Linked DNA regions of Homo sapiens: region 2 is linked to region 1. A link is a loop called in an ENCODE intact Hi-C map of the cell type or tissue named here. Cell type or tissue: A673. All regions are shown on one strand.

Region 1 (8,000 bases):
TTTAACCTGTTTGAAACTTGCTTGGGGTGTTGTGTGTATAAAACCACTGCTTTTTGGAGTGGACTTAAGAATTATGGAAAATAAAACAATGTCTTGAGACAATGCCTGTCGTGTTATTATCTGCTTATAATGAGTGAGCACATAAATAAAGATGAATCCTACAGTCTCAAACATGAGTGAAAGAACAATTGTTGAAAATGTTGGTGGGAACTTGGGAGTGTTATGACCCTTGAAATGCAAGGAGAAGGAAGACAAACAACCTCTATTTCAGAGGAAAAGGATCATTAGGATATACTGGAGAGATTATTCTATGAAGACACTAAGTTTGTAGTAAAATCTACTGACAGTTGAATGGAGGTTCCTTTGGATTCACTGGAACTAATTTTTAAGGAGGCAGACAAAGGGAGGATGAGGAAGGGAAGGGGTTGAAATGAATTTGGATAAGGCTTTGCTGGTCCGAAGGGGCTTAGTGTTGGCTGAAGTGGCTTGGCTTGATTATGAAGTGTGGGAAGCAGCATTTAGGTAGTAGAAATGTGGGCTCCTTTAGGACTTCAATAGAATTTGGGAACACTATATATATATATAACTTCTACAGTGTTTTAATCCCAGCTATACATGAAGGGCTTAGAGTTATACTTGGTTAATTCAACTTTGGATTTCAGTTTCTGGCCTCTACTGGCTTTCAAGGAGCAGTACTGATGGGACACCAAAAGGATGGCACTCTGGGTTTTTAGAGGGTTCCCAAGAAGAGTGATGAGTATGGCAAGTGAGTCCTTTGCACTTCAGTTCTTCCTATTTGGACAAAGTGGGCTCTACTCAATGCTGTCTGGTATAAAGTAGTCAGTAGAGGAAGTTGAAAGATCATGAATTGCATATTTAGACAGGACTAGGCTTGAATACAAGCTTTTTCAGTGGTGTAAATTTGAGGAAATTACCTAGATGTCCAGAGATTCTCTTTTCTCATTTGTAAAATGGGGATAATAATGAAAGCATTTGCAGGTATTTGTGAGTGTTAAGTCAGATAATATGAGCATGCTGCTTGTTATATCGGAGATGATGAATGAAGATTCATTTCTTTCCTGTGCATTTACAAATTGTCTCTCCCAATTTTGAAAACGGTTTGTTTTATTCATTCAGTAGTCAACAAATATGTATTGAGCATCTGCTATATGTAGGTTTTGTGGTGGTTGCTGAGAAACTTCACACTATTATGTGGAAAAGGTAAACATAGCCACTACCTTCATAGAATTTATAGACTAGTATATATTATGAACCAGATTTTTAATTGTTAAAACCATCAGGCAATGGTGTAAGTTTAATTCTTGTGCAATCAAGCCCACATTTTGGGCATTTCTACTCAATGCTAATTTGCACTATAATCTGACCTCCAATGAAAGGGTTTTTCCTTAGTAGTAATATGTTGATTTCTAGAGCATTGAGGAGAGTTAGCTCTCCATCTGTCACCTCTTCTTGGTGTCACTTTGTTTTAATCTTCACATTGTCATTTATAATGGGATAAAATATTAATAATGATTTAATTTAAATGAGATAAGTAATGTTATCAGTTAGCTTTTATACAGTCTTATTCCTTACGTGTAATATTCTGCCTTGTGACACATGAAACACTGTTGTCGTGATTGTGAATAAAGTTTCACATTTAACACTATAAGAAACCACATCTATCTGCCTTTTAAGCTAAGAGAAGGACATAAAAGGTTTTTTTTCTCCCATATAAACTTGACTCTCAGGTATAAAGATATGGAAAATCCATGCAAAATTCTATTCTAGTCACCTCATGCTATTCTATTGTGAAGGCAGAGGACAATGTATGCAACAGGATGAATTCAATATTTTTATACATCCAAAATGGATATTGTAAGATAAATATATATTCCCAGGCAAAATGATCTTTAATCATTGCTTCAGTACATCACAAGAGGATCTCAGGTCTCTCACAATATATACTCTGATATAGATCATGTCACAGTTTTACACAAAACACTTATTCAGCATAAACTGGCCTTGCAGAAGCTACACTGCCCTTCCCCCTCCATTTCCACTTTCCGTGCTCCCTTCCTCCCTTGGGAAGATGCACGCTTGTTCCATTTGCACGCAGCACCAGCGTTGCCATGGAAACTCGCCTCCTTTTCTTCCCCCTCCCCAGTTACCAAGCTCAGCTTCTGGACTCAGTGCCAAGACCTCCTCTGTACAACCTCAATATTCTTTCAATGTTTAGACAAATCTGTTGGAAAATGTTGTTTACATTTTTTTCACAGTGCTATAGCTGCGTGTTTTGTGCAATACATTTCCCATGGATCCACCTATGTTCTAAGAGAGATTCCTTTTCCCCCTTCTTTTCAATAACTTTAAAAAATATTTTATTATTTGGTTTGATTTCTAATGGAGCATGAAAGGTAACTCAAGATCACAAAAATTCCATCCTGTGGTCAATTCCATCAAGTCCTGAATTTAATACTTTATGTGTCTGAGTTTTGTACTTTTACAGAGGATTTCTGTTTTGCAAAATTTGTAGCATGATGCCTGTTTTTTTAAAAACCCTAAACACTTATTAAATTAGTTTTCATACCTTAGAAGTTCATTAAAGTGCATATGTGGACCTTACGTTATTCCAGCAGTTATTATTCTGATGTTTAAATGATATGTTTGCGTCCTCCATTATTTGAAGTTACAGTGAGATGCCTTACATAGCAAATTTTATGCAGACTTGTAAAGTATTGTATGGAGTTGAATTAGTCATTCTAACACTCATGTGTGCTGGCACAAAAAGTTCTGTTGGTGAAATGACTGTCCCTTCCCCCACCTGTAAAATGTCAAATTTTCTTATAAATTTCTTAAACATTATAAAGTAGGCTTAGCAAAGTATTTATTTATTTAACTTTTTTATTATAAATAAATCATATAAGCCAGCCTGGCGTCTCACTATGCTGATGGCGTGTTTCTTCACTGTAAACATTTATATTTAAAAATGTAAAAAGACGACTTCTATTTGGAAAAAAACTACCTGTGATAAACAGAAGAGGGAGCAATATTTCTTCCTTTTCTTGGACACAGAATGTGGTGGTGGTGTTTTTCTAATTACCATTTCACCTTTTTTTTCTAAATGGAAACCTCCTCTGTTATAATCTCTGCTGTTGATTTTCTTTTCCTTTCTTTCAATTTTTTACGGGAGGAGGGGTGTCTAGTGATGGTAGTAGTAGGACCACCCATTTCGATCAAAGAAACAAAGGTTAAATTCTTTCTGGCTTGCTACTTTCTCTTAGGATATAGTTAAATATTAGAAACCTTTGTCTCCTACTGTATATTTTTACTTCCAACAATACTTAAAAAAAAAATTCTACCGCGACACTTTACAAAGAAGCTCTGGCATTGTGTAGTCAAATGGAGTGAATGAGTGCATTCTCCAGGGCCTGCCCTGTGAGAGACTCTGTCTCCCTGTTGTTCTCACTTTGAGCTAAGTAGGAGCCGTGCACATCTGAATAACAGTCTTTTCTGCCTAGTGCAATCCTGGATTGTTACAGTCTAGAGGCCAGCCATGCTGTCACCGGCACAAATTGATTTAACCATCAATTGCTGTGGTCATTAAAGCTGTTAAAAGTCCCCGCCAAACTGATGAATTGCAACTGAATGTGAAATGAGTCTCTGAGTCTGTTTCCCACCATCTCATATCAAAGGCTATTGTATCCCTGCAAAGTAAAGGGTCGGGGATTCAGGCTGGGGTTCAACAATGGGCTCTGTCAAAGGATAGAGCTCCATTCACTCTGGCACTCCCAATTACAGTTTGCTTTCCATACCTTATTGTATAAAATTTGCATCCAACTAATACATTGAATTATTGACATACTTTGGGTGTCAAAGGAGTCGTTGAATGGTTTGTTTTTAAAATACATGGAATTCTAAGCATCTGGTGGCTACTGGGTCGTGACAATGAAATAATTCCCTGGTTTTCCATTGTTTGCAAAAGAACTAATTTTCTCTCAGCTCAGATTTAACACTTTTAAACACTATGCACAACTCCTTCCATATTCACAGCCATTGCCCATTTCTGAATTTTTTAAAGGGAAGGGATAGAGGAATAATGGTACTATTCCTGCCTAACAAAAACGTAATAAAAATGATTAATATATAATATAATTTAAATTATTCACTATCATCTCTTTGGGGCCAAAATAACTGGGTAAAATGGAAACTACAATTTGATTTGATTATTTTTTACCTGAAGAAAAATGAAAAGTAAAAAAATGTGATATGAAACTAAAATCACATTTAGGCATAGGATTTTAATGCCCAGAAAAACTTTCATTAGTTTTTTTAGAGAAAATAATAGACTAGATTTTATGTTTTCATGGTTAAGCCAGTGAAAGGGCTATGAACCAATTTGACAATGAACACATATATGTTGCTAATAATGATTATTTAGTTAATAAGTAAGTATGGGGAGATGAATGATCATCAAAATTCTTCGAGCTCTGACACTGCAATATTAGCAGGGAACTTCAGAATATTTTGAGTTTTGTAGCAACATTAATATCCTCCTGTTGGTGATAAAATTTTTCTTTTTCCTATTAGACACTCATCTGAAGAGTACTTTAAGTCTTGAGTTAAATATATCAAACAATTCCATTTCTACACGCACTTGCATATGCAATTTGCACGAGTTCACCTGAGGATTTTAAAAGATGTTTATTTTAATATTTAAGGACTGCACAAGGAGTCTTCATTTCGAATTCCAGAGCTTTTAGTTGTCTTTTCTTTCTCTTTTTCTCTTCTTAAACTTCACGGTGGTGTGACTTCAGCCCCTAATGCTTTCCATGATGCATAGAGGAAACTCTCTGTAGGAGAAACACGACTTTGGAGATCAAAGGAAGAGAGCTCCATGTCTATTCCCAGCAACTCCACATGCCCTGCTTATTTTCTTTCCCTAGCTCATCTTACCATGAAGTGCTATCAACAGGGCTGAGAAGAACAGATGTGGAAACAAAATAAATCTGAGTTAATATTGTAATGGAGGTTACATGAATACAAATTATAGAGGAAAGTAAGCACAGCCAGCAACCACCAAAGTGTCATACTGAGGAGAGAGGAAGGAGGGAAGTTGTGCTTACAGATTCACTGTGTAGGTCAGGGGTCCGGGCCATTCACATGTATTAATAATGAGTTGGCAGACAGATCCAGGTTTGTATTTCCCTAGACCCTATTTACCATAGACGTCTCTGGTAACTGTGTATGAAAGTCCATCAGTAAGAACTGTTACATGTTACCCAAGGTTCCAAATGACCCTTGAAGAAGGTCAGTGGATTCTTGTCTTTAAAAGATCTATTGTTCAGAAAAAGGGGTGGAGGGAGCACAAGCTCTCTAGGTGGAGAAAAACCAAAAACCAAAAAAACTAACCTCAAACTGATATAAGCATTGCAAACCAGATGGAGCATCTATGTTTCATGACCCAAGAAACTATAGTACATTTTAGATGGAATTTAATATGAAAATCAATTCTTTTGATAATCCTCACTCAGAGGACAGCATTGGAAATATTATACTTGTTGTGAGATGAAATGTAAAAGTGATACAATTTCCCAAATTCTTTAAAGATTATTTGCCCCAGCTATGCATTCTGGGTTAACAGAATTGTTTTCAACATTGGGTGATAGCAACATTTCTACATTTATTATTAGTAATTTATGTCCTTATTTATTTAAAAGTTCTTAAGCTGTTGATAGGAGAAAGTCTTGCTTTAGTGTTATGTAATTAACTTTAGGTTGTCTACTACCTATAAAAGTACACACTGAAATATATGTTCTTACTGAAAATAAACTTACTGGATAGCATGGCACAAGAGATGTATGAAGCCTGTAATCAGGTTAAAGTTTTTAACTTAATTTAATAGCATATTTTACTCACATACATATATATATATATATTTAAACCATTTAAGTAAGAGGTCTCTAACGGGTGCTTTATCATTATTTCCTTTCAGTAGACTCAGGAGACCAGCCAGCCTACAGGCTTTGTTTAAGAATACTGAAATGCAGCGCGTGTAATAGGTCCTTGATAAATCTCTGCAGGGTGCGTGAATACAGTCTCACAATACTGCTGTAAGATAGAACAGAGATTTATGCCCCTTTTACAGCTGGGGAAATTGAGTCAGAATTTTGCTTAATTTTCTAACGTCACATGATTGAGAAAACTTAAACACTAGTCTATTGTGTGCAGAAGACTCATTGATTGTACTATAGCATTTCCATAATAACTTAAGGTTGAAGACATGACAGAGATAATCCTTTTGCAAAAAAAAAAAAAAAAGAGCCATTTTCATAGCACGCATAGACTTCAATTCTCAAATTAGAGAGCATTGTGTCTTTCTTTCTGCATGGGCATGTTTTCTCCCAGACCAGAACTCATAGTATTATATTGTATGCTACTTTATTTAAAATACCATATCGCATATTCCTAAATTTTAATGTTTTTTATTTAAATTCAATTTAAATATTATTTCTTTGTTTCTTCTAGCCTAATAATTTCAATTTTAAAAGCTCATCAACTTGTTTCATTTTTATTTAATTCAATTTTTTTTTTCAATTTCTCTTGAGATTTCTTCTTTGACTTAAATGTAATTTAAAAGTGTGTTGTTTAATTTTCAAGTATTTTAGGATTTCCCAGCTAACTTTTTGTTATTGATTCCTATTTTAATTCCACTGTAGTCTGAGAGCAAACATTGTATGAATTGTATTCTTCTGAATGTGTTCAGGTGTGTTTTATGGGCCAGAATGTGGTCTGCCTTGGTAAATGTTCCATGTGAGCTTGAGAAGAGTGTTATTCTGCTGTTGCTGGATAAAGTAGTCTACAGATATCAATTATGTCTAGTTGATTGATGGTGCTGTTTAGTTCAGCCATGTTCTTACTGATTTTCTGCCTTCTGGATCTGTTTATTTCTGACAGGGGGGTGCTAAGTAATTGTACTAATAGATTCATCTATTTCTGCTTGCAGCTCTATCAGTTTTTGTCTCACGTGTTTTAACACTGTTGTTAGGTGCATACACGTTAAGGATAGTTATGTCTTCTTGGAGAATGGACCCTTCATCATTATGCAATGCCTCTGTTTATCCTCAATAACTTTCCTTGGTTGAGGTCTGCTCTGTCTGAAATGAATATTGCTACTTTTGCATTCTTTTGATTCATGTTAGCATGGAATATCTTTCTCCATCCATTTATTTATTTATTTATTTAGAGACCAGGTCTCACTCTGTTGCCCAGGCTGGAGTGCAGTGGCGTGATCTCTGCTCACTGTAACCTCTGGTTCCTGGGTTCCAGTGATTCTCATGCTTCAGCCTCCTGAGTAGCTGGGATTACAGGTGCATGCCACCTTGCCTGGCTAATTTTTGTATTTTTAATAGAGATGGCATTTCACTATGTTGGCCAGATTGATCTTGAACCCCTGACTTCAAGTGATCTGCCCACCTTGGCCTCCCAAAACTCTTGGATTACATGTGTGAGCGAGTCCTTTATTTTTAAACTTTATATATCTTTATATTTAAAATGGGTTTCTGTAGCCAACATATAGTTAGGTCTTGTTTCTTGTTCTACTCTGATAATGTGTTTTTTAAATGATGTACTTAAACGTTGATGTTCAAAGTGATTATTGATACAGTTGGATTGATATCTACCATATTTGCTGCTATTTTCTATTTCTTGCCCTTGGTCTTTGTTCCTCTTTCTGTTATGGTTTTAGTTGAATATTTTATATGATTCTGTTTCCTCTTCTCTCCTAGCATATTAATTACACTTTTTAACTTTTTGTGTGGTTGCCCTAGAGTTTGCAATATACTTTTGCAACTAATCCAAATTGACTTTCATATAACACTATATACCACTTCATGCATAGTATGAACCCCTTATGCAAATTTTCCCTTTCTGTTCCTTGCATCACTGCTGCCATTTATTTCATGTATACATAAGCATACATGCACATAAGCAGATGTAATTGA
Region 2 (8,000 bases), 270 kb after region 1:
ACACTCCATGTTAATATTAATAATATTGTTATTTTTACCATATTAGGTTCACAAGAAAAGCAGAACCAAGAAGAGAGTTAATAAAAGGAATGGTTCACACGATTATGATGGATTAAAAAGTCCCCAAATCTGTAGTCTGCAAGCTAGAGACCCAGGAGAGGTGATGGTGTAGTTCCAGTCTAAAAGATAGCAGGCTCAAGACTCAAAAAGAGGTAATTTTTCAGTTGAAGTCTGACACGGCTAGCCTTTGTGTCCCGACCCAAGTCTCATCTTGAACTGTGATCCCTGTAATCCCCACTTGTCAAGGAAGAGACCAGGTGGAGGCAGTTGAATCATGGGGGCAGTTTCTCCCATGCTGTTCTCCTGATAGTGAGTTCTCATGAGATCTGATGGTTTTATAAGGGACTCTTTCCCCTTTTGCTCAGCACTTCTCCCTCCTTGTGAAGAAGGTGCCTTACTTCCCCTTTACCTTCTGCCATGATTGTAAGTTTTCTGAGGCCTCCCCAGCCATACAGAACTATGAGTCAATTAAACCTCTTTCCGTTATAAATTACCCAGTCTCAGGCAGTTATCTATAGCCATATGAAAATAGAATAATACAAAGTCTGAAGAGAGGAAAAGACTAATGGTCCAACTCAAGCAGTGAGAAATCAGGCGTTCCCTCTTAGCCCTTTCGTTCTGTTCAGATCTTCAATTGATTAAGTGGTATCCACCCACACTTGGGAGGGCAGTCTTCTTTACTCAGTCTGTTGATTCAAATGTTGATCTCATCCAGAAACACCCTCAGAGACACACTCAGAATAGTCTGACAAATGTCTGGGCATTCAATGGCCAAGTCCAGTGAACACAAAAAGTTAACCATTACAATTACTATTATCATTAGTCCACTCCTCAGCCTGAGTAAGCTTTTAAAAACATAAATCAGATCACTTCACCTCCCTGCACCAAGCCCTCCAGCAATTTCCCATCACATGCCTTACAAACACCTCTCACTCTGTCAGTGAGAGAGTTGTTCTACAGTGCTATTTCGGGTCCCTTCAGCATTCTTTCCATTTAGGTATCTCGGGTTTATCAGAAGCTCCTTCAGGAGACCACCCCTTCACCCTCCATTGTCCCTCAACTTAGGGAACACATTAAAGATTCTAAATTGTTTCTTTAAATTACTTCTGACTACTCTGGAAGTAAGAAAAAAAGCACCCCTATATTTCTCTAAACACCACCTCTCTTAAGCCTTCCACTTATTTAATTAAATTCTTGGCCTTTGTTTATATAGCAAGGAGGTAAATGATGTATTGAGTTTCTGTTGACTTTGGACTCTTCCTCTGCAGCTCCTGCAGATGGTCTAGCACTTCATCATAAAACAGGGGATTATTTATCACCTATCATGTTGGGGCCCCAACCAAAACTGATTTACAAAGGGCTCAATTTTCACACATTGCTATATAAGTGTTGTCACGTTCTTTCCAAAGTAGATATTTAAACTATTAGCAACAGTCTTTGGAAATGTCCATACTCACCAGCATTGGATGTTTTTATTTGTAAAATCTTTGCTTCATTAATAGCTAAAAAAATGAATCATCATGTCACACTTTTTAATTTGCATGTATATTAGATTAAGGGATCTTTTTGCCTAATGTATATACAGTGTTAATATTTTTACATATAATCTAAAAGTACAGGTGGATGAACTTAGACTATTTTTCTTTTCTTTTATCACTAGGTACTTTATATTACAGGTATATTAGATTAAAGGATCTTTTTGTCTGATGTATATACAGTGTTAATATTTTTACATATAATCTAAAAGTACATATGGATGAACTTAGACTATTTTTATTTTCTTTTATCACTAGGTACTTTATATTACAGGTTGAGTATTACTTATTCAAAATGGTTGGGACCAGAAGCATTTCCAATTTCAGATTTTTTTTGGATTTTGGAATATTTGTATAATCAGAACTCTTGGGGATAGGACCCAAGTCTAAACACAGAATTCATTTATGTTTCATATACATCTTACACACATAGCCGGAAGGTAATTGTGTACAATATTTTTAATAATTTTGTGCATGAAGCAAAGATGGTACTTAGGTGTGGAAGTATCCACACTTATTGATTGTACTTATGTGTGGAATTTTCCACCTATAATTTTGGTGCTCAAAAAGTTTTGAATTTTGGGGCATTTGAGATTTTGGATTTCTGCATTAGGCATGCCTAACCTGTATTTTATTTTTAATCACGTATGATCTATTTATGCGGTTGCTCATGTTAGTCTGATGTTCCTCTTGTGTATTTGCCTGAAATGCATATATTTTCTTCGTAAAACTTCCTAAAATTCATTCCCAATATCTCATCTGTTACCTTATATTTTTTGACCTTCAAAAACTTTAGTTTGTGTGTGTGTATGCAAAGCTGTTTATCTTTTATTTAGTTTGTTTCTCATTGCTTCTAGATACCATGCCATTCCTGACATTTGATACTTTTTGATTTCTGTTTTCTTCCAATTTTTCTGTAACTTTTATGTTTACCTCAATCAGCTTATATTTTATTTGGTAACACTGTGATAATGGTCTAAATTTACCTTTACTTTTTTTAAAAAAAAGATAACCAGTTTTTCAAACATCATTTATTCAATAATTAATAATCCTGTCCTTCCAAACTTGTCAAGTCCTTAATAATATATGACTTTCCAGTAAGTGAAGCCATTTCTAGACTATTTATTCTTTTCCATTGATTTGTCTGTTAATTTTAACCATTACCAGCATTTAAACATTTTTATGGACTTCTCATATTTGAAAATTTTTTGCCGTTGACTTTTAGGACTATAGGAAAGTTAAAAATTAAGTGTGTGTGTGTGTGTGTGTGTGTGTGAAGAAATTAATCAAAGTAATGTGAAGAAGTGGAACTGGTAGAGTCAATGTATAAACTTGATGTAATTGTATTTTCCAAATACTGATAAGATCCTTAGAGACTGTTTTTCTTCAACCGATTAAAACTCCCAACAGAGAAATTTATCCTGTACATTGTTGATTATTATCTGTGAAACTTTGAATGATAAACCAGTATATGAATGCGCACAAAGGTAGTTTTTATTTGGTTTATATTCTCCTCCCCACTCTCCAGTCCAGGTAAGGCACTTGAGGAGTTAGCAACATCTCTGTAGGATCCTCTATGCTATGGTTAAAAGCTGAAAATTAAAGCCATGCTCTTCAGTCAATACTCCTGAAATAACTCTCAGAATAATTTATTGAATCCTTTCAAGGAGAACTGGGAAAGTAAATTTAGCATATTATTTCTGACTTTGAAGTATAATATGTCAGACTACTTTTCTATTTATGTTATGTTTTATTTAATGATTGCTAAGAGTTATGAGTAAATACAGATTCCTAAATAAGAGGAATTGAAATGTAGATCAGGAAACAGGAAAAATAAATGAGCAAATTGTTTAATTTGGATTTGGTATGCAATTGTTTAAGAAAAATGATCATCTCTTCGTTTTAATGAATACTTCCAGATAGTTGGCTTTTAGTGTTGGTACAGGAAATATCAGCTTAGTCTCAGCTTCTCTGTTAATAAAAAATGTGTAAAATTCAAATTTTTGGTAATTTAAGCACATTTGTACTGAGTCATAATCACTAATCACTTTGGCATCTTAGGAAGATTAAACATTGAATCTGATGATAAAATAAAATGTGTTAGGATTAACTGCCAGATATTTGGGCCAATAGCTCTTGGGTCCTGAAAAATGACTTGATTCGAAGGGCTTAAGTCATTGGTAATTAGTGGGAGGAGGATAGTTGTGAGCCAGTTTCCTTTTTCCTTCATCCTGTTTCTCTCCATTTCATTTAAAGGACTTGAAAGTGTTCACATGGTCTCTTTAGGTCTTCTGCAAGGTAAGAATAGATTTTAAGGTAATAATGCATCAGAATAATGCTGAGAGAAGTAATTCATATTAGTGAAGCCAAAAGTTTACCTTACATTCATTTCACTCTAAAGCAAAAGGTGCACCAGAGTGAAACAAGACTTGACCTTGCTGATATAGTTACTAGTATCTCAGTGACAGTGATGCCCAGTGGAAGCCAGGAACCCATGCAGGTGTGTGCTTGTGTGTGGGTAGAGATGGAGAAGTATGAGGGAAAGGGAAGATGTAAAAAAAATGGGGGGGGGGAGATAGGAATATAAAGGGCACTTTGAATGCTTAATCAAAAGGGACTTTGGCATAACCAAAGGGCAGCCACATGGGAAGAATAAGAAATGTTTGTACCACCCTCTAGGTTTCAACAGTGTACCTAAGAATCTCTTGAATAAGATGGAGTCTTTTCTGGTAAGGATGAAGCCTGTGTAATTTACTTGTGCCTATAGACACTAAAGTCAAAATTACATTTGGTGCATATCCTACTTTCTCAGGAGCTAAACCTGGACATACATCTGGAGGCATCAATAGGTTTGATTTGAGAAGCTTTATACAACAGCTGGTAATAGTAGCCGACAAATTGAGTTTAAAACATCTGACTTTAAAACCCCTGTCACTATGTCAGAGGCATTTAAACCAGGGTGACTCTGTCTTGAACAGGGGCTAGGTAAACTGAGGTTGAGACCTATTGGGCTGCATTCCCAGGAGGTTAGGCATTCTAAGTCACAGGAAGAGAGAGGAGGTCAGCACAAGATCCAGGTCACAAAGACCTTGCTGATAAAACAGGTTTCAGTGAAGAAGCCAGCCCCAAATCCCACCAAAAACAAGATGGTCATGAAAGTGACTTCTGGTTTTCCTCACTGCTCATTATACACTAACTGTAATGCATTAGCATGCCTAAAAGACACTCCCACGAGTGCCATGATAGTTTGCAAATGCCACGGAAATGTCAGAAAGTTACGCTGCATAGTCTACAAAGGGGAGGAACCCTCAGTTTTGGGAATTGTCCACCTCTTTCTTGGAAAACTCCTGAATAATCCACCCATTGTTTAGCATATAATCAATAAATAACTATTAAGTATTATCAGTCGAGCAGCCCAAGCTGCTGCTCTGCCTATGGAGTAGTCATTCTTTATTCCTTTATTTCTCTAATAAACTTGCTTTCACTTTATGGTCACTGCCTCGAATTCTTTTTGAATGAAAACCTTCTCTTGGGGTCTGGATAGGGACCCCTTTTTGGTAACACCTTTAGTGAACCAGCTAAGGTACATTGGATACTTGTCAGTGAGTATAAATAATGTTAATTTGTTAAAACTTTCCCATTTTTAAGAGCTCCTCTGACAAACTAGAGTCATAGACAGTCTCCAGTGCCAGAGAAAATTACACACGTGAAGAAGTAGCTGCAAGCTTTTGCCATTGAAGTGTCTTCTCAATTAAAGATGGAGCACTGGCATGATAGCAGACAGTTCAAAGCACGCACACTATATAGATCTGGTCAAACCAACTCTGATGAACTTTTTACTCAGAATTTCAACTGAAAGAAACCACATTCCCAAATGTTGCTTAATAGATAAAACACGGGAGATCAATTTTGCCTGAATTTGTATTAGTGCTCCATGAAATTATGATACCATCACACCTCTATCCCTGTTATTAGGATATGCTTTCTTGAAATTTTATTTCATTTTTGAGAAGAATGATGCAGACTTTTTTTCTGTCAACAAAGAATCATCATAGACAATGTAAGCCTCAGAGACACTTATCTTGACAATTTTTTTTAACAAAAGGCTACACTTGTAATTTTCAAAATAACCTCACTAACCCATGAAAAATATTATTTTTAGATTTATATAATGATGCATAATGACTCTTCTCTGATAAGCTTTGGTTTCATCATCCATCAACAAAAGGAACTCTTTTTGTTCCTTTAGTATTTAAACACTTTTATTATTAGACACTTTTAATAAGCTTATATAAGGTTTTAGTACAAATATTACCATTAATCTTGCTGTGTCTATCTACTATGAAAGATAAAAGCTAGTTTCAAATCAGAACTGTAAAACAAAATTTGTTACTGTTACAGAACATATTTTAATTTACACCCATATTTTAAAACTGGATATGTATAAAAATGCTATGAAAGGTTAAAATTCTAAACAAGTAGAACACATGAAGAACATGTTCACTCCTTATCTAAATACAGGCTTTAAATCAGCATCAAAACCACTTTTAAAAATAGATCATAGGAATAATCAATATCATAAAAATGGCCATATTACCCAAAGTAATTTATAGATTCAGTGCTATTCTCATCAAGATACCATTTACTTTCTACACAGAATCAGGCAAAACTACTTTGAATTTTATATGGAACCATAAAAGAGCCCATATAGCGAAGACAAGCCTAAGCAAAAAGAAAAAAGCTGGAGGCATCATGCTACCTGACTTCAAACTACACTACAAGGCTTCAGTAACCAAAAGAGCGTGGTACTGGTACCAAAACAGATATATAGACCAATGGAACAGAACAGCAGCCTCAGAAGTAACACCACACATCTACAACCATCTGGTCTTCGACAAACCTGACCAAAAAAAAAAAAAAAAAAAAAAGCAATGGGGAAAGGAGTCCCTAGTTAATAAATGGTGTTGGGAAAACTGGCTAGCCATATGCAGAAAACAGAAACTGAACCCCTTCCTTACACCTTATCCAAAAATTAATTCTAGATGGATTAAAGACTTAAACGTAAAACCTAAAACCATAAAAACCCTAGAAGAACACCTAGGCAATACCATTCAGGACACAGGCATGGGCAAAGACTTAATGACTAAAACATCAAAAGCAATTGCAACAAAGCCGAAATTGACAAATGGGATCTAATTAAAGTAAAGAGCTTCTGCTCAGCAAAAGAAACTATCATCAGAGTGAACAGGCAACCTACAGAATGAGAGAAAAATTTTTCAATCTACCCCTCTGACAAAGGTGTAATATCCAGAATTTACAAGAAACTTAAACAAATTTACAAGAAAAAAACAAACAACCCCATCAAAAAGTGGACGAAGGATATGAACAGACATCTCTCAAAAGAAGACATTATGCGGCCAAAAAACCTATGAAAAAAAGCTCATCATCACTGGTCATTAGAGAAATGCAAATCAAAACTACAATGAGATACCATCTCATGCCGGTTAGAATGGTGATCATTAAAACGTCTGGAAACAATAGATGCTGGTGAGGAGATGAGAACACATGGACACAGGGAGGGGAACATTACACACCGGGGCCTGTTGGGAGGTGGAAAGAAAGGGGAGGGAGAGTATTAGACAAATACCTAATGCATGTGGGGCTTAAAAGCTAGATGATGGGTTGATAGGTGCAGCAAACCACCATGGTACATGTATACCCATGTAACAAACCTGCACGTTCAGCACATGTATCCCAGAAGTTAAAGTAAACTAGAATAAAATAACATAAAATAAAAAAGATCATAACTGTTAAAATATGTACAATACATTAAATATCTTTGTTGATGATTTTATTGTTTTTTCAACATCCCAGAGACAATACAGTTCACTGAATATTCCTGATACAGTACTCTTTTCCCAAACTCCCTTGTAGTTTGGTGGTGACCATGCCACCAGTTCTGAGTATACAGAAACATGCATCACTTTCAATCAAAAGTACCTCAAGGCATGTGTGACTTATTTCCACTTTCTCTTCTACCTTGATTCTGAAGGCCAAGTGTTCCAGATTGTATGCTAAAATATGGAAGCTGTGTAAATGCTTGTATCAGCCCTTGGAAGCGAGCTATCCTGGAGAGCCGGAGGGCTCATGGTTACTCCAAATGACAGTGAAATACATTTTAACATACTCAGTCTTAATGGTTTTGGAGTTGCTACCACACATTGTGTAGCTTGTTCCAACCAAGATATTGGCCTAACCAAAGCAGCACTGGCATGCATTAGGACTTTTAATAAGCATTTGCATGTTGTTATCTATATTATACAGAATAAATAGTTATGAAGAGATATCTAAGAATACACAATTTGTAGATAAAAATTGGGATTTATGTGTATTTCCCCATGTTGA

The links. Hi-C counts contacts between places; a loop is a spot of excess contacts. Peaks named below come from ENCODE experiments on the same cell type or tissue, not always from the same donor. Only the 100,000 strongest peaks of a DNase experiment are listed, where the experiment ranks them.
Region 2: it touches region 1 in a loop (9-fold over the local background); 3 of 110 quality-filtered maps call a loop at or near these places.

Annotation. Positions count from the first base shown.
Region 1 is chr6:112,499,821-112,507,820 of GRCh38, forward strand. No RefSeq gene overlaps it. Among named protein-coding and RNA genes, the nearest start is that of RFPL4B, 160 kb to the left of the region's middle. RefSeq lists an enhancer at 1,291-5,303. In A673, a CTCF peak has its summit at 3,038 (motif pointing right); a DNase peak (open chromatin) is centred at 2,111.
Region 2 is chr6:112,769,686-112,777,685 of GRCh38, forward strand. LOC105377949 (a long non-coding RNA gene) reads left to right here. Exons shown (of 6, transcript XR_001744304.2): 6 at 47-141. The region is part of intron 1 of LOC107986634 (a long non-coding RNA gene); the gene reads right to left. Among named protein-coding and RNA genes, the nearest start is that of RFPL4B, 430 kb to the left of the region's middle. In A673, no CTCF peak of the experiment used is centred here; a DNase peak (open chromatin) is centred at 3,666.